Regions from separate parts of the Mus musculus genome. Here regions 1 and 2 are each linked to region 3. The links are chromatin loops, found by intact Hi-C in ENCODE. Cell type or tissue: heart. All regions are shown on one strand. Links, peaks and the distances in the headings refer to the core of each region. The heading gives the core; the rest is flanking DNA. Region 1 holds the start of Ing4 (inhibitor of growth family, member 4). Region 2 holds the start of Lpcat3 (lysophosphatidylcholine acyltransferase 3). Region 3 holds the start of Emg1 (EMG1 N1-specific pseudouridine methyltransferase).

What was found. A loop is a pair of places that touch in the nucleus more often than their neighbours do. Peaks named below come from ENCODE experiments on the same cell type or tissue, not always from the same donor. Only the 100,000 strongest peaks of a DNase experiment are listed, where the experiment ranks them.
Region 1: a loop joins it to region 3, with 8 times the contacts of the local background. A loop is called at or near these places in 10 of 42 quality-filtered maps.
Region 2: it touches region 3 in a loop (3-fold over the local background); 13 of 42 quality-filtered maps call a loop at or near these places.

What each region holds. Positions count from the first base shown.
Region 1 is chr6:125,035,600-125,045,676 of GRCm38, forward strand. Zfp384 (zinc finger protein 384) reads left to right here. Exons shown (of 12, transcript NM_001372420.1): 11 at 114-272; 12 at 707-2,270. The coding sequence ends at 1,126. It overlaps Ing4 (inhibitor of growth family, member 4), which reads left to right and starts at 4,249. Exons shown (of 8, transcript NM_133345.2): 1 at 4,249-4,298; 2 at 8,355-8,426. The coding sequence starts at 4,262. The region is part of intron 1 of 4930557K07Rik (RIKEN cDNA 4930557K07 gene); the gene reads right to left. In heart, for the core only: no CTCF peak of the experiment used is centred there; a DNase peak (open chromatin) is centred at 4,192; H3K4me3 peaks cover 2,129 bases; H3K27ac peaks cover 1,822 bases.
Region 2 is chr6:124,655,773-124,665,656 of GRCm38, forward strand. It overlaps Lpcat3 (lysophosphatidylcholine acyltransferase 3), which reads left to right and starts at 7,332. Exons shown (of 13, transcript NM_145130.2): 1 at 7,332-7,587. The coding sequence starts at 7,437. In heart, for the core only: CTCF peaks have their summits at 6,806 and 7,627 (motif pointing left); a DNase peak (open chromatin) is centred at 7,109; H3K4me3 peaks cover 2,276 bases; H3K27ac peaks cover 1,606 bases.
Region 3 is chr6:124,707,846-124,717,922 of GRCm38, forward strand. It overlaps Emg1 (EMG1 N1-specific pseudouridine methyltransferase), which reads right to left and starts at 4,333. Exons shown (of 6, transcript NM_013536.2): 1 at 4,031-4,333. The coding sequence starts at 4,198. It overlaps Phb2 (prohibitin 2), which reads left to right and starts at 4,444. Exons shown (of 10, transcript NM_007531.2): 1 at 4,444-4,718; 2 at 4,859-4,943; 3 at 5,217-5,296; 4 at 6,139-6,323; 5 at 6,985-7,114; 6 at 7,215-7,318; 7 at 7,737-7,814; 8 at 8,109-8,185; 9 at 8,580-8,585; 10 at 8,761-9,100. The coding sequence starts at 4,592. The coding sequence ends at 8,788. Mir141 (microRNA 141) reads right to left here; the gene lies at 10,069-10,077. LOC115490496 (a small nucleolar RNA gene) reads left to right here and starts at 7,387; the gene lies at 7,387-7,657. In heart, for the core only: a CTCF peak has its summit at 4,406; DNase peaks (open chromatin) are centred at 4,346 and 6,393; H3K4me3 peaks cover 3,603 bases; H3K27ac peaks cover 2,061 bases.

The DNA of each region.
Region 1 (10,077 bases), core at 2,049-7,048, 330 kb after region 3:
TACTGCCTTCCTGTAGAACGGGAAGCTAGGATGGCCTGTGATCACCGTGAGGCTAACTCTCTATAGGCCAAGGAAGAACCGGGACTCACTTTGGTTTCTCTCATTGTTTGCAGTCTCACAGACGGCAGCACAACAAAGATAAACCCTTCAAGTGCCACAACTGTCACCGAGCATATACAGACGCAGCCTCTCTCGAGGCTCACTTATCTACACACACAGTGAAACACGCCAAGGTTTATACCTGCACAATCTGCAGTCGGGCATATACATCAGTAAGTATTGTGTGTCTCGTCGTCTCCCTCCCACCCCCATCTCTCTTAAGACAGCAGTCCACTGTGTCTTTACTTGATGGAGTCTGTGGGTGACTGGCTTGGCATCTGCTTTCCCCTGTTCTCAGTTACTAGAGTCAGCATTCAGAGATAATTAGTGCCATAAGCAGTGACTCTTCATTCTAGATTTCAGGTATTTTCTATGAGATTCTAGAACAAGGTTGTAATGGCTTCACTCAGAGGTCTTTGAGAGAAATAGGTTTCTGTCTGCCAACTCAGCGTCCGCCGTGACTTCTAAAGGTTCTGTTCCTTTTTGCCCCACTCCAGAACATCTCTTCGTAGACAGACACTACAGAGTAAGAGCCCAGGTTGAGACTTGCAGGTTGTCTTTTTCCCTTTCTTTTATCTTAACTTCTTTTCATACCCATCTCCCTCAGGAAACATACCTTATGAAACATATGCGCAAACACAACCCTCCTGATCTTCAACAGCAAGTGCAAGCAGCGGCAGCAGCAGCAGCGGTGGCCCAGGCCCAGGCCCAGGCTCAGGCCCAAGCTCAAGCCCAGGCCCAAGCTCAAGCCCAGGCCCAAGCTCAAGCCCAGGCCCAGGCCCAGGCCCAGGCCCAGGCTTCACAGGCGTCACAGCAGCAGCAGCAGCAGCAGCCACCGCCACAACCACCACACTTCCAGTCCCCTGGGGCAGCTCCCCAGGGAGGGGGTGGTGGGGACAGCAACCCGAACCCTCCACCCCAGTGTTCCTTTGACTTGACCCCCTATAAGCCGGCAGAGCATCATAAAGACATCTGCCTCACTGTCACCACCAGCACCATCCAGGTGGAGCACCTGGCCAGCTCTTAGAGATCCGTACTGCCATCCATCGGAACGGGGAGAAGTCCTGGTCCCTCCTTTGTCAACTCTTCTTGGTGGGAAAGTTCTCTTCTTCCTTGACAAGTCCTGTCTCCAGCTCCTTGGGTCTCAGGCATGGCTTTTCTTCGCAAGATAACCATCCTTATTCTCAGCTGCTCCTGATTGGCCAAGGAATCCTGAGCTGATAGTGTTATCCAACAGCCCCCATCCAGGCAGAGCTTTTAAAACTGGGGCTTGGTGCTTGAGAGAAGGATCCGCTGGGAGCTCACACATCTTATCCAGTGTGGGGCGCTTACCTTTCTCTCTCTTCATCCTCAAAGTTGAGGTTGATGGAAGACTAGTGGCTGGCCCTCCCAGATAACAGAGAAGGAAGCTCTAAATGCCACCAGCCTTCCGTTCTATGCTTACCTGTAAAAGAACAGATTTTGCACGTGGCCTGACCCCTGTGAGCCATTTTCTTCCCCTTCCGTGGTCTCACTTTATATTGGGTGATGACTATACCTTTTTATTTGTAAGGGGGCAATAGCTGATTCATGGTTGCCAAGGTGCCAGAGATTCCCCGGTGACCAAGGGTGGCTTAAGAGTATGAGTTATTTTTCCTTAACAGCCTCCTTCCTTCTCTGCCAACCAAGGGCCTATATACTCAGTCTCGCTATCCCAGTCCAAGGAGCTCTGGGAGCTGTGGTAGCTGTGTTCTCTGCAATACCATTCGGTCTTTTGCAGAGAAGGGAGAATTCAGGGCACACACAGGACTGGACTTAGCCTCCCTAGGTGCCACGGTCAGATGCCGGACATGGATTTATATATAAATATATATATATAAATATATATATATATACCTGCTCATCACGGCCATCTTTGTTGTAACCATTTCTGTGTTTATAAATGCATTATCTCTGAGAATTTTCATATTGATGTTTTATTTTTGTCTTATTTTTTTTTCTCCACCTTGTCCTCTGGCCATGGCATTTTAATTTTCTTTTGACTTTTAATTTTTTTAATCATGGGAGATTTCAGATAAAATAATCAGGAATTATACAGTTGTTATAAAGCAATTTAAAAATGAAAATCTTATGTACAAACTAAGGGGTGTTTTTAGACCATTGTATAGAAATAAATTCATGTTTAAGGATGAGAGGCAGTGAGCTACTGTGTAAGCTAGCGTGGGGAAGGCTATCTGGGGAGCTCTCCAGGCCAGCAGGAAGAATTTAGACTGGAGAGGGTGAAGAACAGATGCTAGGCTCATAAGCCACCGGATGTGTTATTCCGAAGCCATTGCCAGTTTAGGAACAGTTGTATACATGTCCTATCGTGGGACTGCCTACATATGTGAGACAAGGTTACATTTAACAAAACGGCTATATTCTTTCCCCTTTGCCACCCCCACACCGCAAAAAATAAAAAAAGCCAAGCCGTGGTGCACGACTTTGCTCAGGAGGGAGAGGTGGTTGGATCTCTAAGAGGCCAGCCTGGTCTAGTTTCAAGTTCTAAGACTGCCAGGACTACACAGAGATCTTTTGTCTCTTGCCAGGTATGGTAGGGGCACAGACATGTATGGCCTCTTGAAAGGAACCCCCAACCCCATATTATCCAAATTCTACTGGGCACTGTGTACGTATACATAGTGTCTCATTAGACTGCAGTGCAAAGGTTTCCAGTGATGGAAACTATAACCAGCTACTGGGTTTAAGATGGAAGAAAATGCCAAATGCAGTGAGCTTCCCATGATAATAATGGTTATCATGTTCACCTAAAATGGAAGACCATTGTGCTGGACAGAGCAGAACAAGAAACTTAAGAAACTTCTCACAGTCTACCATGAAAGGATTCGGCTAATTTCCCAAGACTGCTTCATGAAGATTAAATCCTTCATACAGTACTGAAAAGATTGGCAAATGTTCTCCTATCTGAGACCTAGCCAGCTGTCACTACTTGGTGATGTGGATAAAGAAGTCTCATTTAATTTGGGACTGGGCATCCAGGACAGTAGTACCTCAGTATTGTTGGTTAGCTGCCTGGTGCACTTTCCACTCACCAACTATGGAGAGTTTGACAAACCTGTTCTCATCACAAGGATTGCAATCAGCTCCTCCTTTGTGGGTGAACATCCATTTCCACTTTTGCGCAATGATAATGTCTGTTATTCTCATTGTATAGGAAAAAGCCGGCCGAGTCAGTTATCCGACAGCATGCTCTTAGATTAGAATGGAGTCCACATCCTGCTGTCCTGCTTTAGCAACTGCTCAGCAGGAAACTTGGGCTTATTGGGTATAAAAGAGCTCAAATTTTATCTTACAAGTATGGGGTCTAACTACTGTGAAGGGTATATCAACTTGAGGCGACACCTATCTGCTAGAATCTACCACCAATACTAAGAGGTTTGAGTTCTCTTTCCCTAAGAGCAGCAACCTGACAGGTTTTGACTAGGGTGAAGGCTGCTATCTAGCATATACTTTGATGACCCAGTCTTTTCAGTACATAAGTCCATTACAAAACACAAACATGGATCTCCATATCGCACGCCTTTAATCCCAGCATTAGTGAGGCAGAGGAAGGTCTCTTGGAGTTCGAGAACAGCGAGGGCTACACAAAGAAACTTGTAAGTGATGAGAGATGCAAAGGGTTAAATTTGCAAAGCCTGACAACTTCTGAAGAAAGCATCTGCCTCCGAGACTATTCTACTTAAGCTGGGACGTTGGTGGCCAGATTCATAATTAGAAAAGCAAAACAGCTCGATTCCCTACTTGTTGAAAGCGATTATTTGCAAAATATAACTACACATAATAGATTCCCCCATTTACCAAACATTCCTAGTTTTGGAGGGAAAAAAGTTTGCTAGAGAATGCAAAATGGCGACTTCGCGTGACGTCATGCCTGTCGCAGACACATATTGCCGCCTTATTAAGGGCGGAAGCCAGGCTAAATCAGCCTCGCTGTAGATGACCGTGAATAGGCGCAAAAAAAAAAAAAAAAAAGTTCAGTTTCCGGCGGATGTATCCGAGGCAGATAGTTTAGTAAGGGCGGAAGTTCAGGTACGGAAAAGGTGTAATCCAAGAATGGTTACAGCGCCTGTCGTGTATCAGTCACTTCCGGGGAAGATCGGAAGTTGCTTTGTTTTGCTTCAAGATGGCTGCTGGGATGTATTTGGAACATTATCTGGACAGTAAGAGCCAACTGGAGAAGGGGGTCATGGGCCATAGAGTGGTGTAGAGGGTCCAGGTTGACAGACTTCATGGCCCCGAGGTTCTGGTAGCCTGAAGATCACAGGAAAAGGGTTCCGTGGGAAGATTTATTCGAGGGGGAAGAGGGAGGGGGCGGGGCAGTGGGCTTAGAGGCCTCGCTCAAGATCTGGACGAGGGAAGGGCTGCTCCGTGGGATCAGGGCTGGGCTTTAAAGGGTTAGGGGTAGCAGGAAAGTAGTTGCTGACTCAGTTCTTGAGGGTAGATTTTTTTTCCCCCCTAAGTTGTGCAGCGTCGTTACTTACGCACTGCCATTTGGAGCAGCTGCAGATATTCGACCTAATTCCTTTAGTCATTTATATCTCAAAAGTTGCTCCTCATTAAGCTTGCTGGGTGGAATAGAGCGACCACTGAGTTGATCGCTGAAATGCTTTACTTTATGAGCAAAATCCAGTTCTCAAAAAATGAGGAATATGTCTGTCTGTCTGTCTCCTCGCCTCCCTGGTCTTCCCCCTCCCCCGTCGTGTGTGTGTGTATGTGTGTATAGAGACTGGGAAGTGAGAAATCGGCTGGGGATATATTAGACTTTTAGGCAACTCTTAACCTGGGCATCTTAAAATAGAGCATTGATTTTAATAAAAGAAAGTAACTGATCAAATAATGGTAGCAGTCCAAATCAGAAGTGCAGACCTGGTCTTAGAGAATGACAGAAAGTTTTAGATATTAAACATGGCACACCTTTAATCCCAGCACTTGGGAGGCAGAGGCGGGCGGATTTCTAAGTTCGTGGCCAGCCAGGTCTACAGTTTGTTCCAGGACAGCCAGAGCTACACAGAGAAGCCCTGTCTCAAAAACAAACAAACAAAAAAAGATATTGAACATGGCAAGATTGATTGAATGACTTTGCGATTGAGAGAGAAGGAAAATCCAAGGTGAATTCTGCTTGGAAAATAAACTATCTAATCAGCAGTGTAGGAGATTCTGGAGTAATAACAATACATTAGTCTTTGCCTTAGAAATAGGCATTCAATCTGACAGTGAGATTATTCAGGAAAAAACTTCAGACAGTAAAAAAGACACTGAGCTCAAGAAAGCAGCATTTAAAGGATAAGATGTAGTGGTTCACGCCTTTAATTCCAGCACTCGGGAGGCAGAGGCAGGCGGATTTCTGAGTTCAAGGCCAGTCTAGTCTACAAAGTGAGTTCCAGGACAGCCAAGGCTACACAGAGAAACCCTGTCTCGGGAGAAAAAAAAATGTCGATGCTGGCAATACCAGAAGGCCTCTGACCTAGTATTCACTGCTAGGAGGAAGTAAGTTACTTGAACGAGAAGGTGGTGCCGACTGCCTCGGGAAAGATGAGTCATCTGATTTGGTAATCTGTTGTGACTAGTAATCCTAGTGAACTGCTGTCACAGACTTAAGAAGCCCCCTCTTGTTTTGTCTTTTCAGACAGTGTCTGATTTAGCCCAGGTTGACCTTGAACTCCAGGCCCTCCTTCTATCTCCACAGTGCTATTGATTATAAGCACCAAGCCATATTCAGTACAAACATTTTTTTACATTTGAGTTCGACTTACAGAAACACAAGTTTGGGTAGCACATACCTTTAATCCCAGCACTTGGAAAGATCTCTGAGTTTGAGACCAGCCTGGTATTATAAGGTGAGATCTCGGCCCGCCATGGCTACATAATGAAAGCCTGTCTTTATGTTTATATAGGAGATGACACTAGACCACTTGCCTAACAAGGGGCAGCCCCTGGGATTGAAGTTCAGTCTGCCCCACCACAGGGAGCGAGAGAGTGAGGTTAAGCTCTGTAGAGAAAATTTGCTTTTGTGGAGAAGCTTAACTAATAATACGTTTATTCAATTATTTATTTGACACTTTCTAAACATGAGGGGAATTTAAAATTTGATCCAGGCATGTGTCTCCTGGAAGGTTAGGGAGACATACCCAAAGTAACTATTAGTTATTTCGTTATGGTTGGATAAATACTAAAAATACTGGCTAGACTATCTCTTTTTTTTGTTTTTTTTTCATTTTGGTTTTTTTCGAGACAGGGTTTCTCTGTGTAGGCCTGGCTGTCCTGGAACTCTTTGTAGACCAGGCTGGCCTCGAACTCAGAAAACCGCCTGCCTCTGCCTCCCGAGTGTTGGGATGAAAGGCATGCGCCACCAAACCCGGCTCTAGCTAGACTATCTTGACAGCCTGTCTATGTAAGGCATTTGTCCGAGTCTGGGAAAGTCCGGTTCTGAAACTGCACTTTGAAGAATGAGAAGAAGTGGAGTGGGGGAAGCAGGTACTGTGTGGGTGGGATGAGGAAGCCAGGACTCCTGGAAAGTTGCTGACAAGTGTGAGGCGCTTAGAAGGCCAGTGTGTTATCAGAGAGAGCAAGAAGATGGCAAGGCTGAGTGAGCTAAGCCAGATAGGAAGTGTGGAACACAGCCTTAAGTTACTGGACGGTTACAGAACGCATGATGAGTGCTAAAGTTGAGAGCAAAGAAGATGGAGGTTGAAGCTAAAAGAGAGAAAGCTGGTTTATAGAATAAGGTCACCAAATAAGAAGAGGTTAGGAGGCTTGCAGAGACAGGAGGCTAGCTGAAAAAGAGGTTTCCCCTTTTGAGAAAGGGTGAATGAATCCTGTCACAAATAAATCCCTCATTTCAGGCTGGGCATGGAGCTCAGTTGGTAGAATGACTGCCTGGCATGCAAGGGCCCTGAGGTTTGATCCCCAACACTGTATACAGCTGGCATAGGACTATTAACACTGGACTATTAGGAGCCAACACATGACAAGAATCAGAATTTTATTGTTGGTCATCGTTGGCTACAAAGCAAGTTTGAGGCCAGCCTGGCCTACAGAGACCCTGTCCAAAAAAAAAAAAAAAAAAAAAAAACTTAAAAAAAGAAACAAACAAACAAAAGCAAGAAAAAACTCCAGTTTCAGATGAGGGGAAAACTGAATCACACTCCATTTTATATATATATGCATATATATTTTTTTTTAAGTTTTTTGTATTATTATACATAAGTACACTGTAGCTGTCTTCAGACGCACCAGAAGAGGGCATCAGATCTCATTAGGGATGGCTGTGAGCCACCATGTGGTTGCTGGGATTTGAACTCAGGACCTTTGGAAGAGCAGTCGGTGCTCTTAACCATTGAGCCATCTCTCCAGCCCCCCTTTTTTTTTTCAAAATACTGAATTGCACTTTAGAAAAGTATTTTTTTAAAGATTTATTTATTATATATATTTGAATATATATATATATTATTACTTATTATATGTAAGTACACTGTAGCTGTCTTCAGACACTCCAGAAGAGGGCGTCAGATCTTGTTACAGATGGTTGTGAGCCACCATGTGGTTGCTGGGATTTGAACTCCAGACCTTCGGAAGAGCAGTCGGGTGCTCTTACCCACTGAGCCATCTCACCAGCCCTAGAAAAGTATTTTAGTTAATTATTTTTTATTACCTATCCATCAATCATGGGAATGGGTATGTATGTGTGTGTATGCATGAATGCATGTCCCCTTGTAACTCAGAAACATTGTATCCCCAGAGCTGGAGCTATAGGGACTTGTAAGCCACTCAGTCTGGGTGCAGGGAACCAAACTCTGGACTCTGGAAGAACAGCCAGTGCTCCTGTCTGCCGAGCATCTCTGCAGCCCCTGAACTTTACTTTTGTCTATTTTCCTATTCTTTGTTTTGTCTTTTAAAACAATTATCTTATGTAACTAGGTGGCTCCAGATTCCCTATGTGGCCGAGCCTGACTTGAGTCATAATTCCCCTGCCTCTTCCTTTTGTTTCCAGCCTGAACTTCATTTTCAAAGGAGCCTTCAGTCGGCTAGGGTTGTAGATCAGGGGCAGCACGCTTGCCTAGCATACGCAAAGCCCTGGGTTCTATCCACAGCATCGCAGAAACAGTAAACAAAAGGTTAAATAGAAAGATGGCCGCAGCAAGCTGAGGTCTAGCTTAGTGGTAGAGCACTTGCCACAACTTAGGTGTACTGCAGTAACTATTTCTGTCTCTTCCCAGGTATTGAAAACCTCCCGTTTGAATTACAGAGAAACTTTCAGCTCATGAGGGACCTAGACCAAAGGACAGAGGGTACGTACAGAATAATAGGCTTTTCTTGATCACTGTGTGGTTTCCTGCTTTCTGCTACCGTACCATCTGGTGAACTGTGACTTACTTGGGGGAGGGAGGTGTGTATGCACGTATGTATGTATGTATGAATGTTCTGCCCATATGTATATCTATGTATCATGTGTGTGCCTGGTACACAGAGACCAGAAGACAGTATCAGATCTCCTGGAACTGGAGCTATAAAGATGGTTGTGAGCCACCATGTGGGTACTGGGCTCCAAACCCAGGTCCTCTGCAAGAAAACAGCCAGTGTTCTTAACCACTGAGCCATCTCTCCACCTTGACTTTCATGGACTCCTTAAAAGAAGATAATGGCCATCCTTTTCTACTTTTCCATATCAAATGAAGGATTGAGATAATACCTCAAGAATTCAGTGATGCTGAGCTGGCGAAACAGTTCAGTGGGTAAAGGTGTTTGCTACCAGGCCTGATGCCCTGAGTTTGATCCCCAGGACCCACACAGTAGAAGGAGAGAACCTCCCAGAAGTTGGTCCTGTGACCACAACCTGTGGGCCATTGTACACGTTCATCCACACACATACAAACTATGCACAAAATAAACAAGGTTCAGGGGTGTTACAGTTTTTGTACCTCTTTCCTCAAGACTAGAAGATACGAAGCCTAGACGTTGCTCCTGGTTTTGTTTTTTGCTTTTGCGTGAACGCAAGGTATGCCTCATTGCAGTGTTTGCTATCACCAAATCCACAGCACTTGAGGCTACATACGCCTGCATGGATGGCTGCTGGCAACTTTGCCAAGAAGCTATTACAAAGAAAGGGCAGGGCATGGTAGCATAGGCAGGTAGATCTTGGTGAGTTCGAGGCCAGCCTGTTGTACATATTGAGTTTCAGGCCAGCAAGGGCTATATGGTGGGACCCTGTTGGGGGGAAAAAAATCTGAGGTCATCCTTGTACATCTGGCACATACCCAGAGTTTGAGGTCTGCCTTGGCTACATGAGACCTTTTCCCCAAAAAACTAAAGAAATAAAAGTAACCAATAACAACAAAAGGGAAAGGAATAAAACAAAATGCATCAGGTAACATCAGAAGTGCTCTACTGTATTCCTCAACTCATAGACACATTGGATGTCATAACTCATAGGCGGTTAGAATCAGCTGGATTTTTCAGTCCTTGTACTCGGGGCTGAGTTGGCTCTCCTGAGGTGCCTGCCCTCTGGCGCCTGAGGAGCGCTTCACTGCAGAGCTCAGGCTGCTCTGCTCCGGAGGTAAGGTTCATTTTGAAGGTGTCCTCATACCCACTGAAGGATAGATATGTCTTATGTTCCATCCTAGGTAGCCATGTTCAAAGACCTAGCAAGCTAGGCTGTGAAGCCATGTCTTTTTTTTTTTTTTTTTTTTTTTTTAAAGATTTATTTATTTATTGGATGTAAGTACACTGTAGCTGTCTTCAGACACACCAGAAGAGGGCGTCAGATCTCGTTACAGATGGTTGTGAGCCACCATGTGGTTGCTGGGATTTGAACTCCGGACCTTTGGAAGAGCAGTCGGGTGCTCTTACCCACTGAGCCATCTCACCAGTCCATGAAGCCATGTCTTAAGTTGCTCTGGCTAAGTGTCTTCATGGGTATCACCTAACACTCTGGACATCTGC
Region 2 (9,884 bases), core at 4,885-9,884, 49 kb before region 3:
TTAGGTTATTTAAGCAGTAACCTTGACCTCCGGGGTTTTAAAACCCTGAAGGTTTATTTGTTGTTCAAGATAAGTCTGATGCCAGCTGGGTGTTTTGTCCCTCTTACAGCTGCGCCACACAAACCAGGTGGCTTTTGTAAGGTGAGAGGAGACAGAAAGTGGAAAGCACACTGACCCTTTACCATAAGCTTGGCTTAGAAACAATACACTTCAATCTTGCTTACAGTCACGGCCAGAACTGGTTACCTGGCCTAACCACAAGGACGCAGAGGACATGTGTGGAAAGAAGAGAACAGCTGTCCCAGAGATTGTATTTCAGAAGTCTGATAGGGAGGAAAAGAAGAAGGGCAGTAACTTGAGAGGAAGGGGGAGGGGTGTCTTCCAGGATAGAAGCCCCTGAAGATGATACCAGAGAACAAAGCGTCAGTTGGGCTGGCGTTCTTCGGTTTAACTGCATTTCCCCGAGACTCATATGTTAATATGTAATGATCAGTGTGCTCATATTAAGAGGCTGGAGGCTGAAGATGTGGCTCATTTGACGGAGTGCTTGCCTCACAAACAGGAAGCCCTGGGTCCAGTCCTCACCACCAACCAGGCATGGTGTTACAGGGCTGTAATCCTAGCAGTGAGGAAGAAGTAGAGGCTTAAGGATCAGGAGTTCAAGGTTATCCCAGGCCATGGTATATTGAGTTCTAGGCCAGTGTGGGCTGCAAGAGACTCTCGGGTTGGACCTGTTGGAAATGACTAAATCCTGAAGCGGAACACAGAAATGTAGCTCAGTTTGTTTGTCCAAGATGTATAAAGCTCTAGATTCAATTGCCAACATCACATAAAACCAGGCATAGTCTCACCTCCCCCTCCCTCTCCCCCTCCCTCTCTTTGTCTCTCACTCTCTCCCTCTTTCCCTTTCCTTCTCCTCTCCCCCTTCTTCTCTCCCTCTATTTCTATCTCCCTACTTTCCACACCCACCACTCCTTCCTTCCTTCCTTCCTTCTTTCTCCTTCTTCACCGTGCTTAGATGTTTGGAGAATATCCCTGAGTAGCCCAGGCTGGCCTGGAATCCACAGCCCTCATCCTGCCTAAGGCCTGACATGTACAGGAGCCTGGTTTGCTTTTTTCTGTATCAACTGTGTGTAGCCCAGGCTGGCCCTTCAGCCTCTATTTCACCAGTGCTTGAACTGCAGGAGTTTTGCCACCATAACAAGCTCCAGTTTTATTAATATTTTTAAGATGTATTTATTTCATGTATATGAGTACACTGCCACTGTCAAACACACTAGAAGAGGGCAGAGGATCCCATTACAGATGGTTGTGAGCCACCATGTGGTTGCTGGGAATTGAACTCAAGACCTCTGAAAGGGTAGTCAGTGCTCTTAGCCTCTGAGCCATCTCTCCAGCCCTAGTTTTATTAATTTTAAGATTTATTTTTTATTTTTATTTGTGTGTACGGGTGTCTGTTCCATACGGTGCTGACAGAAGCCAGATAGGGCCTAAGATCCTCTCAAGCTGGAGTTACAGGGGACCGACTGTGAGCAGCTTGACTAGGTTCTGGGAATAGAACTTGAATCCTCTGCCAAAAAAGGAAATGGTCATAGCCCTGGCTGTCCTGGACCTTGACCTGTAGACCAGGCTGGCCTCAAACTCAGAGATCGACCTGCCTCTGCCTCCTGGGTGCTGACAGTTTTATAGGCGTATTACCACCACTGCAAATGGTCTATCTGCTGGACCATCTCTCCACAATCCCTAATTTTTTTAAATTTAACTTAATTTTATTTATCTGGGGTTTGGTTTTGTTTTATTTAGAAACTTGAGACAAGTTTCCATGTATATCCCAAGCTGGACTTGAACTCAGAATGTAGCATAAGCTAGTTTCAAACTCTCAGCAATCCTCCTGTCTCGGTCTTCCAAATGCTAGAATTAAGGACATGTATCAACACACTTAACTTCATCTTTGTATTTTAAGGATCAATATCTAATGTAGTAAGTTCTTAATGAAGGTGTTTAATTATAAGGTAAACTAACCAGCTGCTTGCTCTGGGGAGCACTCTCTTAAAGAAGGTGATCACTCACACACACACACACACACACACACACACACACACACACACACATTAGGAATCCCACAGGAACACCAAACTACTCAGCCGTAACTCTGACTTTTTTGCCAACTTGTGAGACCCTTTTCCTCCCACTGGGTTGACTCATCCAGCCTTGATGTGACAATATGTGCCTAGTCTTATTTAGCTTGTTATCTAGTATTTAGTTGAAGTCCCTGGGAGGAGCAGAGGTGGATCTGAGGAAGAGGGGACATGAGGGAGAAAGACCTGGACAGGACTGCAGCCATATGAGAAAAGCATTTAAAAAAAAAAAAAAAAAAAAAGGAAGAGAGGCCGGGTGGTGGTGATGCACGCCTTTAATCCCAGAACTTGGGAGGCAGAGGGGGAAGCTCTCAAGCTCTCTCTCTCTCTCTCTCTCTCTCTCTCTCTCTCTCTCTCTCTCTCTCTAAGTTTGAAGCCAGCCTGCTGGCCTACAGAGCAAGTTCCAGGACAGCTGGGGCTAGAGGAGGAGGAGGAGGAAGAGGAGGAAGAGGAGGAGAAAGAGAGGACATAAAACATAAAATCAGTTATAGTGTCTTGACCAGCAATTTTTTAAAGATATATTTATTTATTTTATGTATGAGTACACTGTAGCTGTCCTCAGACACACCAGAAGAAGGCATCAGATTCCATTACAGATGGAATTATGTGGTTGCTGGGAATTGAACTCAGGATCTCTGGAGGAGCAGTCAGTGCTCTTAACCTCTGAGCCATCTCTCCAGCTGGTCAGAGGACATGTAGTCTGTATTGCATATATGTTGAGTGTAAATAGATATGGTCAGAGGACATGTAGTCTGTATTGCATGTATGTATGAGTAGCACATGTTCTATTGTTTCGATATATTTGTACAGTAGATCTCAGTTAAGTTTTCAAAAAATATATTTTATGTAAATGGGTGCTTATTTTGAATGTATCATTGTATACTACTTGTGTGCCTGGTACCCTGAGAGGCCAGAAGAGGGCATCGGATCCCCCTGGAACTGTAGTTACCGCATGGGTGCTGAAAATCAAACTGGGGTCTTCTGGAAAACAGTAGCCAGTTCTCCTAACTGCTGAGCCATCGCTCCAGTCCTGCAGTTAAGCTCTTATAAAGTTTGGAAGCCCAAGTCCAAGAGAAACTCTCATTGTTGGTTAAGGAAGCAGCCCACTGTGGTACTGGTCTGCTGAGGAGACACAGGGAAACCTTGTCTCAAAAGAAAGACAAACAAAAAAAAAAAGATAGTAGTGCCTGACTCCTGCTTTCAGAGCCATTGCAACACACTGAACTCCACAGGCAGAGCCACGCAAGGGAAAGCTGGCCAGACCCTGGGTGACTCCAGCCCTCCCTGAGGAAAAAGACCAAACACTGACACGGGAGAGGCTAAAATGCCAAAGTGGCATCCTTTGCACACTTTGTGCAAACTCCCAAAGGAGGCTCCAGAAGCAACACCTAAACCTCAGTCAGTGCCTCAGAGTTCTCCAAAAAGTACCTGAAGAAGTGGGGGCTCACCTCTGCCAAAGAGGGCGGGCGTGGCAAGAGAGGGAGGGCCAGCCGCCTTTGTTCTGCATACTGCAACCACATCAAAGAACAGTTCTGCCTATCCACTGTGGGCGAGGAACTGGGAGAGGTGGAATGCCCACCACAGGAACTCCAGGAAGCTAAGGATACTACTGTCTACAGAGGTAAAGTAATTGTTGGTGCCTCAGAAAAGAAAAGCACCAAGTGTGAAATAAGAAAAGAAAGAAAGACCAACAGGAGAAGAAGGTGTGGTGGTGGTGGTGGTGGTGGTGGTCGCTGCGGCAGTGATGGACAGGCTCAGTTCTTTTTTTCACTTTTTTGGGTGTTTTGGTTTTTCGAGACAGGGTTTCTCTGTATAGCCCTGGCTGTCCTAGAACTCACTTTGTAGACCAGGCTGGCCTTGAACTCAGAAATCCGCCTGCCTCTGCCTCCCAAATGCTGGGATTAAAGGCGTGTGCCACCACGCCCGGCTCAGATACGCTCAGTTCTAACACAGTTATTTCTTCTTTCCTATAGAGTACATAATTCCTCTCTACACAACTCACTAGTTTTAAGAAAAAAAAAAAAAAAGAGTTGAAATGACTTTTTTTTCTCTGTGTGTAGCCCTGGCTGTCCTAGAACTGGCTCTGTAGACCAGGCTGGTCTTGCCCGAGTGCTGCAACTAAAGATGTGTGCCACCACTGTCTGGCAAATGACTTTTTAAAAAAATGTCTTAATTAGGGTTTCTATTGTGATAAAACAAAACAACCCAAACAAAAAAAAACGGCCATGACCAGAGCAGCTTGAAGGGGAAAGGGGTTATTTGTCTTCCACTTCCAAGAAACTCAAGGCAGGGCAGGAACTCAAGGTAGGAACCTGAGGCAAAATACAGCAGCAGAGGCTCAACCTGCCTTCTTCTGTAATCCATTACCACCTGCCCACGCATGTTCCTTTAATCCCAGCACTCAGGAGGCAGCCGCGGGAAGATCTTTTGAGTGCCAGGCCAACATGTTCTACATAGGGAGTTCCAGACCAGCCAGGACTACACAGTGACACCCTGTCTTAAACCAGATAATAATAAAGTTAAAAAGTCAGATATGAGGACTCACTTCCATAATCCTAGCATTCCTGTGTCAGAATGGGATGTAGAGACAGAGGGATGGGCCGGAAGCTCACATATGCAGCCCTTGCGAGTCTGAGTCAGGAGAATCAAAGTTCAAAGCCAGCCTGAGCTGTAGAGTTCCAAAGTTCCAAGCCATCCTGGACTAGACCAGGTTGGCCTTAAACTCACAGAAATCCTCCTGCCTCAGCTTCTGTAGTGCTGGAATTAAAGGCTTACACCACCATGCCCTGCTCACCTTTAAAAAAAATTATTAGTGTATGTGGATGAGTGTGTGTGTGTGTGTGATGTATGTATGTTTGAATGTGGGGACAGGCATGTCATGATACATGTGTAAAACTCAGAGGACAACTTTTAGGAACTGGTTCTCTCTTCCTATCTTGAGTCCCAGCAATCAAAGTCCAGAGTCAGCCAGGCATTTACAGCAAGCACCGCCCCCCGGCCCCCCGCAACCTGCTGCGCCATCCCACTGCTGTGCCCAGTACCACACCTTTAAACAGAACTACCTTGCCGGGCGGTGGTGGTGCACGCCTTTAATCCCAGCACTTGGGAGGCAGAGGCAGGTGGATTTCTGAGTTCGAGGCCAGCCTGGTCTACAAAGTGAGTTCCAGGACAGCCAGGGCTACACAGAGAAACCCTGTCTCGAAAAACCAAAAAAAAAAGAAAAAAAAAAAAAAAACTACCTGGTGATGAATATTCACATCAGTCAAGTGATTGTCTAAGATCTTCAGTCTCACATGAAGAAGGGGATGACATCAGAAAGGGATACATTTGGCTCTCTGTGCAGGCCAGTGGTTCTCAACCTGTGGCTCTCAACCTCTCTAGCAACCCTCTATCTCCAAAAAATATTTGCATGATGATTCATAACAGTAGCAAAATTACAGTTATGAAGTAGTAACAAATATAATTTTAGGGTTGGAGGATCACTACAGCATGAGGAAGTATATTAAAGGGTTGCAGCATTAGGCTGAGAGCCACTGGTCTAGGTTATGCCTAGATTAGAAAATCTTAATCCAGGAAGGTTGTAGTCTGCACTTTTCAGGAAGAGTAAAGCAGTTCATATTTAAAAAGAATGGCAGTGCTGGCAGGCTGGCTCTGTGGTTAAGAGAGAATATTGCTCTTGCAGAGGGCCTGCATTCAATTCCCAGCACCCATATCACACCATTCACAATTTCCTGTAACACCCAGACACCGGGGATAGGAAATCTTCATCTACACACCACCCACAGAGGCACAACCCTATTATTAAAAATAAAGCATTTTAAATTAAAATTTAATTAATTAAAATAATTGCGAGCCAGAGAGATAGCTCAGCGCGTTACAGCACTTGCCAGCACTGAGTTCAATCGTCAAAATCCACATGGCAAAAGACAGAGCAGTCTCCTGAAAGTTGTCTTCTGGCCTTCATGTGTGTTCTGTGGCAAAAACTAGCCCTTCCTCCAACATACCCCAATATATACACAAATAAATGTAAAAAAAAATGCCTTTAAGTATAAATAAAAGGACATATGAAAAGGCAGGAGACATAGCTCAGTGGTCCAATGCTTCCTTAGCACACGTAAAGCCTACGTTCAATTTCCCAGTAAAAAAAAAAAGGGGGGGGGGGGGCTGGAAAAAAGTATAAAATGCCATGGAAGTGTAAGCCATAGCTGAACTTTTTAGGACAAGAACTTGTGAACCCCTTTGTTACACACCCCATACACTGTCACTTTCCCTGGGGTCAATCAGTGGGAAGTGACACTGCATAGGAGGAAAGGGCTCCTATTTTGCTTCATGCCTCTAGTGCTTGAACTTTCATCAGGAACATACATTACTTAAGCCGTGACAAAACTAGCCTAACTGTTAATTAAAGCGGCAAGTGTTAAGTAGGCTCTTTTTAATATAAATAGGCAGATCCTAATTTCATTGCCTCCGGAGAGAAGGTCCGTTTTACTATAGAAAGGGAACTCTGCATAAGGACTAGGGTTGTAGCTCCGGCAGGAGAGCGTGCACGCGGCACCGGTTCGAGTCCCAGTACTTGAACAACCGAAAAGGACCTGCATCGGGAAGAGCTACGTAGCATTAAAGGGTGTTCTTGGGCCCCTGGGCTCCCCCAGAGCCTTCAGGAAAGGGCTGGGAATGCAGGACCCTCGCTCTCCCCCCCTCCCCCGCCCCCGAGGAGACACCGTTAGGGGGCGCTCGTGGGGTGACAGCAGACATTCGCTCCGCTCCGTTACATGCCCCAGTAACCCCAGCGCCGGCGACCGAGAGTAACCTCGCGGTCTGGTGACGCCCCCGCCCCCCCCCGCCCCCCCCCCGCCCCGACTCTCGCCTGCTCCTGTCTCAACCAATGGGAAGGCAGCGAGCAAGCCGGCCGGACACCCGTCCGACCCACTCCTGCCCGGAGCCGTCCGGACCGAGTTGTACTGTCACCTCGCCTCGCGCTCCCGCCTGCTCCAATAGCAGCTGGGTCGCGATCGCAAGCCCCGCCCCGCCCCGCCGGCCCGGCCCGTTTCCCTTCCTCACGGGAGTCACCTTTGCCTTACAAACGCTCGGCCCCGCCCTCTTCCTACCTTGCTGCGCTCGGCCCCGCCCCCGGCTGGCTCGACCAATAATCGGGTGGGTCTAGAGGCTCTGGGCGGGCCCGCAGCCAATGCGCACGCCGTGGGCGGGCCCCCGGCCGGAATTGGGGGTGAAGCCACCGCGTTCTGCCCACATTCGGGGCGCGGAGCTGGGGGTCCCCGGGGGGCGCCCGCAGTTAAGATGGCGTCTACAGCGGACGGGGACATGGGAGAGACGCTGGAGCAGATGCGGGGGCTGTGGCCGGGTGTCGAGGATCTGAGCCTTAACAAGTTGGCGACGTCTCTGGGCGCGTCGGAACAGGCGCTGCGGCTCATCTTCTCCATCTTCCTGGGTAAGGACCCTCCTGCCTGCCTCTGCCCCCTCGTGGAGTCCCAAGGAAATGGGCAGAATGGGGTCTGGGGACAGGACCTGTCTGTCTGCCCCGAACCTGGGACCCAGGAGGGCTTGGGGGTGCGGGTCATCAAGCACACCAGCCAGCTATCGAAGGGAAGACAAGTCTGGTCTCAAGTCTGGGGGCCCGTACCCTCTGAACCTCTTCCCATTTTCTTTGGCCCATACTGTGCCCTTTGGCTCCTCAGTCACCTCCCGCCTTGTCATCGATATGCCGGACTGTGCCCTTGCGACCTATGTCTGTCTGTGGCTCTCAAGAGTTCGACTGTGGCCATGAGTACTACTTATTTGTTATTAACAGCTCCCATCATGCGCTCTCCTTACGAGAGGCATAGGCCCTCGAACTTAAGATATTTTAGCCCTACGGGCCTCCTCTGCCCGATTATTTCATACTATGTCTTCTCGGTCTATTTTGTGTATTGCCAACGTATAGTGTACTTTCATCTCTTTTCTGTCCACTTTCTAGTATTTTCTTGTACCATATTGCTTTCCCCCTTAGCCGCCCACCTGTCATTTACTCTGGAATACATTCTTACACTGGGCTTGGGAAACAGCACTATTAACAACCTTAAAAACTCCATGCTTGTTCCAAGGGACTATTATTCATATGGTTCAAAGGATGTGATGTACCTGAATTTATGTCGCAACAAGCTGTGTTATATATTATATATATATTTTATAGTCTTTTAAAAACCGCACTCTTCGAGGTTTTTTAATACATGAGGTAACGTGGTATGATGGAAAAAGTGTGGACTTTGAAGTTAAAGGAGTCCCACTCTTTACCGTTTGTGAGTAGCAACCACTCTTGTCGCTACTCACAAACGGTAAGACCCCCCAGGCAAGCCATTTAACTGCTCCGCATCTAATTCTCTTATGAGATGAAGACAGCCGTGCTTAGCATTGGATCGCTGTAAAGTCCGGTAAGAATTCTTAGGTCAAGATCAGTGATCAGAGACTCGATTCAGTAGGTTTTTAAGTCCTTGGAACTTTTGGGGAAGGCTGCATAACTTTAACCTGAGAGAGGCGTAAGTAGAGGGTTAACTGTAGGAAGTTTGAGATAAATTGGGTGTGGTGACTTATGCCTTTGCGGCTCAGTGCCCTGGGACTAAGGCAAGAGAACTGTGAGTTTGAGCCTGGGCTAATGGTTTGAGACCCTATTTTTAAAAAGGGGGGGGGGAGGACTGGAGAGATGGCTCAGCAGGTAAGAGCACTGACTACTCTTCTGAAGGTCCTGAGTTCAAATTCCAGCAACCACATGGTGGCTCACAATCATCTGTGATGAGATCTGACACCCTCTTCTGGAGCGTACTTACATATAATAAATAAATAAATAAATAAATAAATAAATAAATAAATAAATAAATGGAAAAAGTTTGAGACAATTGGGCTGAGAAGAATAAATAAAAGAAAAAAAAAGTTGGAGACAATTGGGCTGGGAAGAGTTTAAATTCGAGAAAGAAATGTGGAAGTTATCCTGGAGTCAGCTGAGACATGGACACATAATCACCAGAGGGTGTGGATCCAATCTACAGGATGACTGGAACTTTAATCCATACTGAAACAACCTTGGCTAAAACCATTGTTATTTCATATCATACCAAGGTGATCTTCCTTTGCTCTGATAAAAGTTTTGCTCTTCCTTGGTGGGATCCTAAGATTTTAGAGGTGGAGGGACCTTAGGTTCCGTGGCTGGCTCAATACAGTGTCACTCAAACATCACCCAAATTTATCAGCATCCCACATCTCTGGCTTTATGTACCACCGCAGCTTTGAGCTTGCAACTCTTTGAACCTTGCTTCTGACCCAGTTTGTTGGCGTTGGCGTTGGGGTTGGCAATTAAGAACGCTTGCTGTTCATTAGGTAGGAGGTTTCACATCTGTGTACTGGAAGTCTAAGACGGGAAGCAGTGCATCGTCAGGTCGGCCTGTTAAGTGGAAGTAAGGTTGGAATTAGGACTTGGAATTGTCTTTTGCGTGCTGACATCAAATACCGCCTGGCACTGCTGCTATGCGATGTCACAAAAGTAAGCCTGACGAGGAAATCATCTTCCCCATGTCCCACCCCCCCCCTCCTTTCCTCTTCTGCCATGGCGACACATAATCAGAGTAATAAGTACATGGAACAACAGTCCCTTTTCCAAGCCTTCTGGCCTGTCCATACTATCATTCCCATGGCCACCTTCTCCATCACACATATGCTGTTTCCTCTGGTCCTTTGTAGGATTTCTCATTTTCAAAT
Region 3 (10,077 bases), core at 1,890-6,889:
TGTAAAGATAAATTTTCAAGCCAATGTCAGAGTAAAGTACATGGTCAGAAACTAAGTCCTTTGGATACTCTTAAATGTAAAAGAGAATGAACGTGGAATGGTCCGATTTCAACCCATTATTAGGATAAAAGTGGAGGTTTTGTGCTTTTAATTTAAGATGTATCTAATTTTACACGGATGAGTATTTAGCCTGTACGATACATATGCATCATGTGCCTGCCCGGCGCCTGTGGAAGTCAAAGGTGGGCATCGGATCCTGTGGAACTGCAGTGGCACAGCTGTGAGCTGGCATGTGGAAAGAACCACAACAGAAACCATCCAAGTGCTGCACTGAGGGCAGCGGAGAGAATGGTTTGTGGAGCCTGAGTCTGTGCACTGATCGGAAACCACAAACTGGAATGACCAGAACGAAACCATTGCCAGCAGTTCTCAACAGTTCTTAGAAGTTACTAAAGAGACAGGAGAAAGTTCAAAATCTCATACTCTGTCTTCATAGAAAGAGTAAACAATCTTGAGTCTACAAACTCAAGAACAGAAATGGTTCCTAATAGATGAACAGGAAATACCCAAGTGGCATCACTCCGCTGTCACCTCTGTACTCCGACATCAGTCTGTGTGTGTGTGTGTGTGTGCGTACATCAGTCTGTGTGTGTGTATGTGTGCGTACATCAGTCTGTGTGTGTATGTGTGCGTACATCAGTCTGTGTGTGTGTATGTGTGCGAGCGTGTAGGTACAATGTGCTTACATGTGAAGGCCAGAGGTTGTTGTCTCGTCTTCCTCGATCACCTTCTATTTTCTGACCTAAGAGTTCCTCATTGAACCTGAGGTCACCAATTCAGCTACCTGGCAGGCCGCCAAGCTCTACAAACTCACCTGTCTCTTCAATGCTGGGATTACAAACTGAGCTGGGCCCCTCCCTTCTTTCCTTCCTCAAACTCAGAGATCTACCTCCCCACCTGTCTCTCAGTGCTGGGATTAAAAGCATGCCTAGCACAGCCTGGGCTTCCTACATAGGTGCTGGGGCTAGAACACAGGTCCTCATGTTTGTGGGAGCGCACGGTAAGCCCTCCACTAAGCCATCTTCTCAGTCCGTGACGTAGCAGTTCCTTGGGCTAACCTCTAATAACTGAAGCAGCACCAGGTTGTGGTGGTTCGAAGCTAGCCTGGTCTGCAAAGCAAGTTCCAGAATAGCTAGGGCTGTCTGGAGATTAAAAAAAAAAAAAAAAAAAAAAAAAAAAAGGAGTGGCACCACGAGTTGGATGTGGGAGCCCACACCTGTACTCCCAGTGTTTAGGAGCCCACCAAGTGTCAGGCCAGGATGAGGTACAGGGTGAGACCCCATCTCAGACAGAAAAATAAATCAGCAAGATACTCAATAATGAGCAGAACGTCCTCTCTCCTGTGTCTGCTTCAGGGAAACATTCCTTTTTGAGTCTGCCTTAGCCTTTCACACCTGTGTCCACTTTTAGGAAATGTTCCTTCACTGTTTGTCCCAGCAAAACACCACCCAACCAACTTTCCAAAGAACCCTTAGGTTTCCACTTGAGAAGGTGCCAGACATATGCATATATATGTGTGTACTCATATATTACACACATACATGTATAACTGTACACATACACATACATTCCTTTACATTTTATGGGCATAGGTGTCTTGCCTGAGTGACTAGTTGTGCATCACACAGGTGCAGAGCCTGTGGTGGCCAAGGGGTCATCAGACCCCCTGGAACTGAACTTCCAGACAGCTGGGAGCCATACTGTGGGTGGTGGGAACCAAAGTAGGTCCTCCACAAGAGCAAGTGCTCCTAATTGATGTCTCTCCAGCCCTGGGCTAGAAGTTTTAACATAACCTTTGACCTCTCAGGAAGTCAGCTGGAACAAGTGATACTAACTTATGTCAAGTAGCAGATATTCTCCTAAACACACACGGTAACCCCTTTACTCTGTCCAACATTACAGTTAGACTGATCTGCCGACTCGGGAACCTGTATACAGAAGGATCTAGTGTATACAGAAGGAATCTGGTGGACCTACTTTCTGAAATACAGATACTGGGGAGGTTTCCACATTTGCGAATTACTATTATCACAGGATTCCTAGTCTGATGATGTCAAAGTTAGAACTCAAAGAGTTAACAGGCACCTAGGTGTAATGGTGCAGGCCTTTAACCCCAGAACTCAGGAGGCAGAGACAAGCAGACACTAATGAGTTCCAGGCCACCCAGAGCTATTTAGTGAGACCCTGTCAACAACAATAATAAATGACAATAAGGGCTGGATAGATAAGCAGTTAAGTGCTCAGCAATTAACAGCACTGCCTGCTCTTCCAGAGGACTCCGGTTCGATTCTCAGCCCCAACATGGCAGCTCACAACTGTCTGTAACTCCAGTTCCAGTGGATCTGACATCCTACAGCAATATACATGCAGGCAAACCACCAATGCACATGGGAAAAAAAAAAAAAAAACCTTTAAACAATAATAATGATGGTGACTGATAATAGACAATCACTGAGGGAGGAATAGATCTGCCTGTAGTTAGGATGGGAATAACAACTAACTACAGAAACTTTAAATCTGATTAACTGATCACTTAATTAAAAAAAAAAAAAAAGAAGAAGAGGAAGAAGGGGAGGGCACAGAAGAGATGGCTCAGCGGTTAAGAGCACTGACTGCTCTTCCAGAGGTCCTGGTATTCAATTCCCAGCAACCACATGGTGGCTCACAACCATCTGTAATGGGATCCGTTGCCCTCTTCTGGTGTGTCTGAGGACAGCTACAGTGTACTCAGAAAAAAAATAAGTCTGGGGAAAAGAAGTCGACGGGGAGAAAACCACTTTTCTATTTGGTGTCCATGGAGGATAGACGGGAAGACTCTCACCTCGGGTTACTGGGAAACGCACTCCTCTTAAAGGACTGTCAATCCAGATCCTGTGTGGTTTAGTTAGTAAGGTACACAACCACTTTACAAAGGAAAAACAATCTTGTTTTCTCACAGTCACTAGGAAGGGGCTAAGGACCAAATTTAAGCCCAGGGCAGACCTGGCATGGTGAAATTCACCTATAAATATTCTAATATTTAGGAGGCTGAAGGTGGAGAGTTCCAAGCCAACCTGGACTGCATCCCAAGACTGCCTAAAACCACCACCCAGCAAGAGAATGTGTGTGTGTGTGTGTGTGTGTGAGAGAGAGAGACAGAGACAGAAACAGAGGGGAGCAGGAGTTTGGGAGGGAACTTCTGGGCCTACACATTGAACAAGTTTAGCTCTGAAAGGCAAGACATACAAAAGAAGGAAGGAGCCGGGCGGTGGTGGCGCACGCCTTTAATCCCAGCACTCGGGAGGCAGAGGCAGGCAGATTTCTGAGTTTGAGGCCATCGTGGTCTAAAGTGAGTTCCAGGACAGCCAGGGCTATACAGAGTAACCCTGTCTCAAAAAAACAAAAAGAAAAAAAGAAAGAAAGAAGGAAGGAAGGAGGGGGCTGGAGAGATGGCACAAACTTTCTTGTATAAGACTCAAGTTAGGTTCCTAGCACCTTCATGAGGTGGCTCATGGCCACATGCAGACTTGCATGCATAAATAAAGGTAAAGTAAATATTTAAGGGGGAGGGTAAAAAAGCAAAGACAAAGGCTTTTTAAATAATCTGATCCAGACATACTTCAGAATAGGTAAATACAGAACAAGCTGCCAGTCAAGCCCCATTTAACAAAATAAAGCATCAAGTCCTTGGTAGTAAAAGGCTGGGGAAGTCACTGGCCTTTGGAAACGTGGGAACCCTCAATAGACAATGCTTCCCTCATTTTGCATTATACATCACAGACTCCGTGATAAGTCAACTAAAAGCAAGGCGAGGGCTGAAATGAAAGTCCAGAGCAAAAGGACTACCCCCAGGATATCAACAGCCTGGAAAACTAGGTCATTCTTCCAGAGCAAATTTCAAGGCTCCGCTTTTCCATGCACTCTGCGGCCCTGGTTCCCACACAATCTGATCCATCAATTCCCTACCTCCGCACTCACTGTTCAAAACTACCTTGACTGTCTCCAGACTGGCCCCTTCCAGCACCACAATGAGCCTCCGGCCTCCGCACTTGCTTCCTGCCCCAAGCCGGAGCTTCTTAGGCGGCGTAGTCTCCCAGTCCTGCTCCTGCACTGAAAATCGCCGCTCACGAGGTTGGAAGCCACCACTGGCCGCAGACATCTTGTAGGCAGACCGGAAGTTGCACCGAAGTCCTTAAGTTAGAACTTCACGTCCGTCCTCACGGCCAACTTCCTTCGAGCTGCCATTTTGAAAGAGGGCGCTCGAAAATGGCGATGCCCGTACGGAAGCCTCTCCGGGAGGGCACACCATTCCCCCCCACCAAGAGGCGGGACTTCCGGATGCGCCATTCCTGTGCGCGGAGTTCAGGGCCGCCCGGGCGGAGGGGGGCGGGTCCGGAGGGAGGCGCACTTCCGGTGCCCTTTCTCCCGCGAGCTCTAAGGCCGCCGATCCTCGTGTGCAAGGCGAGGTCTGTAAGCTGGAGCGGGGCAGAGGCTGGCGGGCACCCCCTCCTGACCGCTGGTGCCGCCGCCGCCGCCTTCGGGAGGATCAGACATGGCCCAGAACTTGAAGGACTTAGCTGGACGCCTGCCCGCCGGGCCTCGGGGCATGGGCACGGCGCTGAAGCTGCTGCTGGGGGCCGGGGCGGTGGCCTACGGCGTCCGCGAATCCGTGTTCACCGGTGAGCAGCCTCCTTCCGCTGGCCGGACGTTGCGGTCCCCAGACCCACGGTCCTGCTATCCCCCAGGTGTCCCCGTCCCACCTACGCTGACCAGCACTCGGGCCAGTAGCCTGCCCTGACTCCCACCCCTCTCTCCGCAGTGGAAGGCGGTCATAGAGCCATCTTTTTTAATCGTATTGGTGGCGTGCAGCAGGACACGATCCTGGCCGAAGGCCTTCACTTCAGGTAATGGCGGGCAGAGCGAACAGGCCCTGACCCTTCACCCTTGACGGCTGCAGCCAGACTTAACAATTCGGAGCTGCTTTACCCCTTCCTCACGCCTGCTCTTGAGGACAGTGGCTGCCTGAAACTCCAGCAATGCATAAAGGGCTGTTCTCGACTGGGAAGAGTCCTTGTGGTCGTGGGGAGGAACAGGCCCAAGGACGAGTGGTGAGGGGAACCATCAAAATCAATAAAACTGCAGTTTCCCAACTCCTGTCCATGACCTCTCCTCTCCAGGATCCCCTGGTTCCAGTACCCCATCATCTATGACATTCGGGCCAGACCTCGAAAAATCTCCTCCCCCACAGGCTCCAAAGGTAAACGTGGGCAACTGGGAGCCTCAGGGCACGTGGGGAAACAAATGTAAAATGAGCCTGGCCAGGCTGCCAGAATTGGTTGTGTTTCTGAGGTCTTGGTTTCTACGTCTGCAAAAGAGCCATGCCTCACGGTTCAAAAAACGGTGCATTCCAGTACTTGGCATGCATGCACGTTTTAACGTTACCTTCTGCCTAGCATAAAAGGGATAAGAGTTGCCTTTCTTCCTGGCTGCCTAGGTCCAAGTCTGTTTTTAAGGCCTTTTTTTTTTTCTGTTGATTTGTTGATTACATCCACAGTACACCTTGCTCTGGAGAAAGTGCCCCCACTCTTCACTAGCTGTTGCCCTGTAGACCATAGTTAGAAGGCCTGCCTTTGAGATTCCCCAAGCCTGGGCCTCATTCCCATGTACACACCGAGGCAAGTAGCCCACAGAAGTGTGCTTCTCTGTTGCTGTTTGTGGTGTGTGTGGTTTATGCGTTTGCTAAGCCATAGGCCTTGGAAATAAAACACAGTTCTGGTTCTCAAGGCCCTAATGGCAAGGGGGAAACCCAAGATTATGCTGCTTGGTGGAATCCACTTTGGAGGAGGAGTAGCAATTTATTAAAAAAAAAAAAAAATAGCTGTACTGGTGGAAGGTCCATAGAAAAGATTCCACAGTAAACAAGGGTCTGCCTCGCCCATCCATGTTGTTCACATGCTCTGTGTTGACATGACTATCTTCCTGCTGGAGTGCTAGGCTGTACAGTAACACTAGGCATGGTGGGAAGCACTCCTAGGAGAAAGCGCTGGAAAAGGGGGAATTTGGCCTTACCCGGCGGCCACTGCTGACCTCTTCCCTCAGACCTGCAGATGGTGAACATCTCCCTGCGTGTGCTGTCCCGACCCAATGCCCAGGAGCTCCCCAGCATGTACCAGCGTCTAGGGCTGGACTATGAGGAGCGAGTGCTGCCGTCCATTGTTAATGAGGTGCTCAAGAGTGTGGTGGCCAAGTTCAATGCCTCGCAGCTGATCACCCAGCGGGCTCAGGTCTGACTCCTATCACTGTCTGCACGGCGGCAGCCTGTGTCTCTCCTTGGTCAGGGTTACTGGGTACTGAAAGAAGGTATTTCGGGATGGGGTGGGACGGATCTGTAGTTCAGTTGATATGTACTTGCCTAACATGCACAAGCCCTGGTTTTATTCTCAAGCATTGCTTAAACCAGGTGTGGCACATGCCTGTAATCCTAGCACTCGAGGTAGAGGCAAGGGGATCAGGGGTTTAAGGTTATCCTTAGCTGCATGGACTGTGGGAAAGCTGTGCTGTGACTGTGGGAAATGAGGAGAAAAACGGTAGAACCTGACACCAGTCGACCCTAAGAAGGAAGCATAGTACAGAAAGTGGCAGTATTGCCTTACATCTCCACAGAAGGTCTTCCTCCGTTAACTGGAAACTAAAGAGATGCATAAACTGAAAAGAAGAGATTAGGTCTCAGTGTGATGTGGGGCAGTCTGGTGATGCCACGGCTGTCACAGGAAGAAATGGAACCAAGTTTTTTCTAGTGAATGTTTGAGGACTTAAGTGGTGGGTTTGCTGCCCATATTCAGGAGCTCCGGTGTTCAGATGGTTACAGCAATGCCACCACCTTCCTTCCAGTTCTCTGATCCCCTCAAACCAAGCCTCCCTTCCCCTCCCGACCCATGCCCCCAGGTGTCCCTGTTGATCCGAAGAGAGCTGACAGAGCGCGCCAAGGACTTCAGCCTCATCCTGGATGATGTAGCTATCACAGAGCTGAGCTTCAGCCGAGAGTACACAGCTGCTGTAGAAGCCAAGCAAGTGGGTAAGTCCATGGAGGCAGGCACTGGTCGGGGGGCTTCTGGAGGTGGGAGGAGGGGGGCTACATGTTCTTGGGCTTCTTACACCTCACACTTAATCCACAGCCCAGCAGGAAGCCCAGCGGGCCCAGTTTTTGGTGGAGAAAGCGAAGCAGGAACAGCGACAGAAGATTGTGCAGGCTGAGGGGGAGGCGGAGGCTGCCAAGATGATATCCTTGTGTTGCACAGAGCGTGGCCTCATCCCGGGGTCAGCCTGTTTCCCATCTTCCACCATGGGCCGGTTGATGAGACCAAGGCGAATGCGACTTGGCCTACTGACTCTTTCTTGGCTTGGGAATGGGGGTTGGGGGGGGGGGGACAACTGGTGAGATCTGAAATCTTGGTGGGGGTACCTAAGGCCTGACTCCCTGCTGTAAGGCCAGATCAATAGCACTACTGGCCTTGCCCTCATGTCAGCTGCCACACAGTACTGGCAGCATCCTGTAGGGAGGCCCACAGGGGGTAGCCAACATGTGAGTAGCCATGTGAGCGCAACCTTGAATCTGACAGCCCAGGGGATTCGAGGGCAGAGGGAGCTTGCCACCAATGTAACCTGGCCCAGAAGAACCCTTAACCCTGTCTGCTCACCTTGGAGAAGCACTGAGCAAGAATCCTGGCTATATCAAGCTCCGAAAGATCCGGGCCGCCCAGAACATCTCTAAAACGGTGAGTGGAAGGCTTCACCATCCAAGGGCTGCTACACAGTCACACAGTGGCATTAGAACTGGCTTGAGTTTCTACTTAAACAATGTCTTTGGGCACCCTTCCTCCTGCAGAGTGACCGACCCCACAGTGCTCCCCGGGTTTTGTTTATGGCTGTTACAGAGCTATGACACTAAGCCTTCTTGCATCGGGTCTTTGTACTAGAGCAGGAGCCTGTTCTGTTACTGTGTCTTCCACTGGGTGGCCATTGAATCAAAGACTTGAAGCCTGTTAACACGTCTGTTCCATGTCCTGTAGATCGCCACATCACAGAACCGAATCTATCTCACAGCTGACAACCTTGTGCTGAATCTACAGGATGAAAGTTTTACTCGGTAAGAGATCCCACTGTCCAGAGAGCAAAGCACCCGTCCACTACCCTGGATCCTGGACTATCTAGTTACCAGGGCCGTGGACAGTTTCTCTGAACACCAGTCAGAAAAGTGGGTGTCAGTCTGGTTGGCAGTTCCTATCTTGCATCTTCTAGGACTGACTTTATAAAGCAAAGCAGGATGTCTTATGGGAAAGGCACTTTATAAATATCTAAATGAGAAGTGACGACTGGTAGCAATTTCACGTGAGACCCACGTTGCTGGGACCGCACAGATAGTGGCAAAGAGCCGTCCTCACTGGGGAGTGCGGGTCTGGAGCAGCTGAGCCTGTAGCTGACTAACGATTTATTTCTCTTTTCACATATTTCCTGCTCACTTCATGGCATGCTGGTTGCAGGGGAAGGTAAGTGGCTGCCTCCTTGCTATGGGGTCCTGGGGGCCATCTGCTTCCTGGACCTGCCCCTACACCCCCTTTCTCCCCATTGTCAGGCCTTTATTTAGGAAGAAGCTGTGGTTTGGGGTGTTGTGCACCTCACACTTACATCCCCGATAATAGGAATGTTCCCTTTGTTCTCCAGTGACAGCCTCATTAAGGGTAAGAAATGAGTGTGGACATCAAGAACCCCACCACCAGAGAAGTTGGCACACTTGTCCAGCTTGGAGGAGCCAGCTCGGGGGTCAAGCACAGCCCACCCTGCCCCAGGCATCATGTGATGGACTTTTCTGTATCTGCCCTCTTGGATTAAGGAAGACTGAGACCAGCCCTTTCAGAGGCTTTCCTCCTTCCTGTGTTGGCTGGGAAGCGGGGTGGGACAATGTGATTTCTCCGTGATTTCCTACAGCCTTGAGCCTCTCCCAGAGTGGGGGAGATAACCACCATGCCAGGAATTCTCAATAAAATTTTTATTACTTAAAGCCAAAAATTTTGTGTCTGAGTGTGTACGTAGATTGCGCGAAGACATTGATCACACTGGGACTCGGCCAGCAGAGGGCACAAGCAGTCTGGCCTGTAGCATTCGGACTGCCGCCGGGTCCTCAACAGGACCTAAGCTGGGAGCAGCCGATCTCAGGCCCAACTACACCTTCACCCCACCCGCAGGTCTACCAAATGAACCCACAGACTTAATGACATCTTTTTAAAAGCTGAAGCAGCTGAGGCTTTGCTGAGCCAAACTAAAAACGTGATGACCCCAGGGGGAGCTGCTTCCTTGGTAACCAGCTCCTGGTTAGCTCCGGGAGATGGCGTGTTCCTCCCAAGGGTTTCCGTGTTCCTAAGTCCCGGTGTGCTGTTACTTAGTCACCAGGTACGATGAGCTATTTGCACTGAAGTTTCTCCCTGTGGAGGAGGCCTTCCCACCCCCACAGCCCGGGAGCCCAACTGAACCTATTTTCCACAGACTACCTTTCTTACGAAGACCGAGTCTCCAGTACTGGGGAAATCAAGCCATTGCTCACGGACTTCGCTAGAACCGTTGCCTTGGTTTTTTCCTTCTGGGCAGACAAGAATACAATAGAGGAAGGGTGAGCCTGACTGGGCGAGAGGGTGCAGCAGAGCTTCAGCTCCTTGGGTTCTTAGAGGAAGTAGGTCTCTCCTGAAGCCTAAGACAGACCACCGAATGGACCGGAATCGTATCCCACGTTCCCCATGGACATTCAGGTTCCCAGGGTGAAAAGACAACGGAAGCCAGCGTCTTGGGACCAAATGTGTTTCCAAATCTTGCTGCTGTTCTGAAGGCAGCCATTTTGTCTCTTTCCCATTGTTCCCCTTTGCCAAGTGATACACACACACACACACCCATCCAGAAGGTTAAAGGTCAGAGGCTGTTGGCCTGGAGGCCTAGGTGGTCTTCAAGGCTCCAAGGTCACTGCTGAAGGAACTGACCCGGGGGCCATCT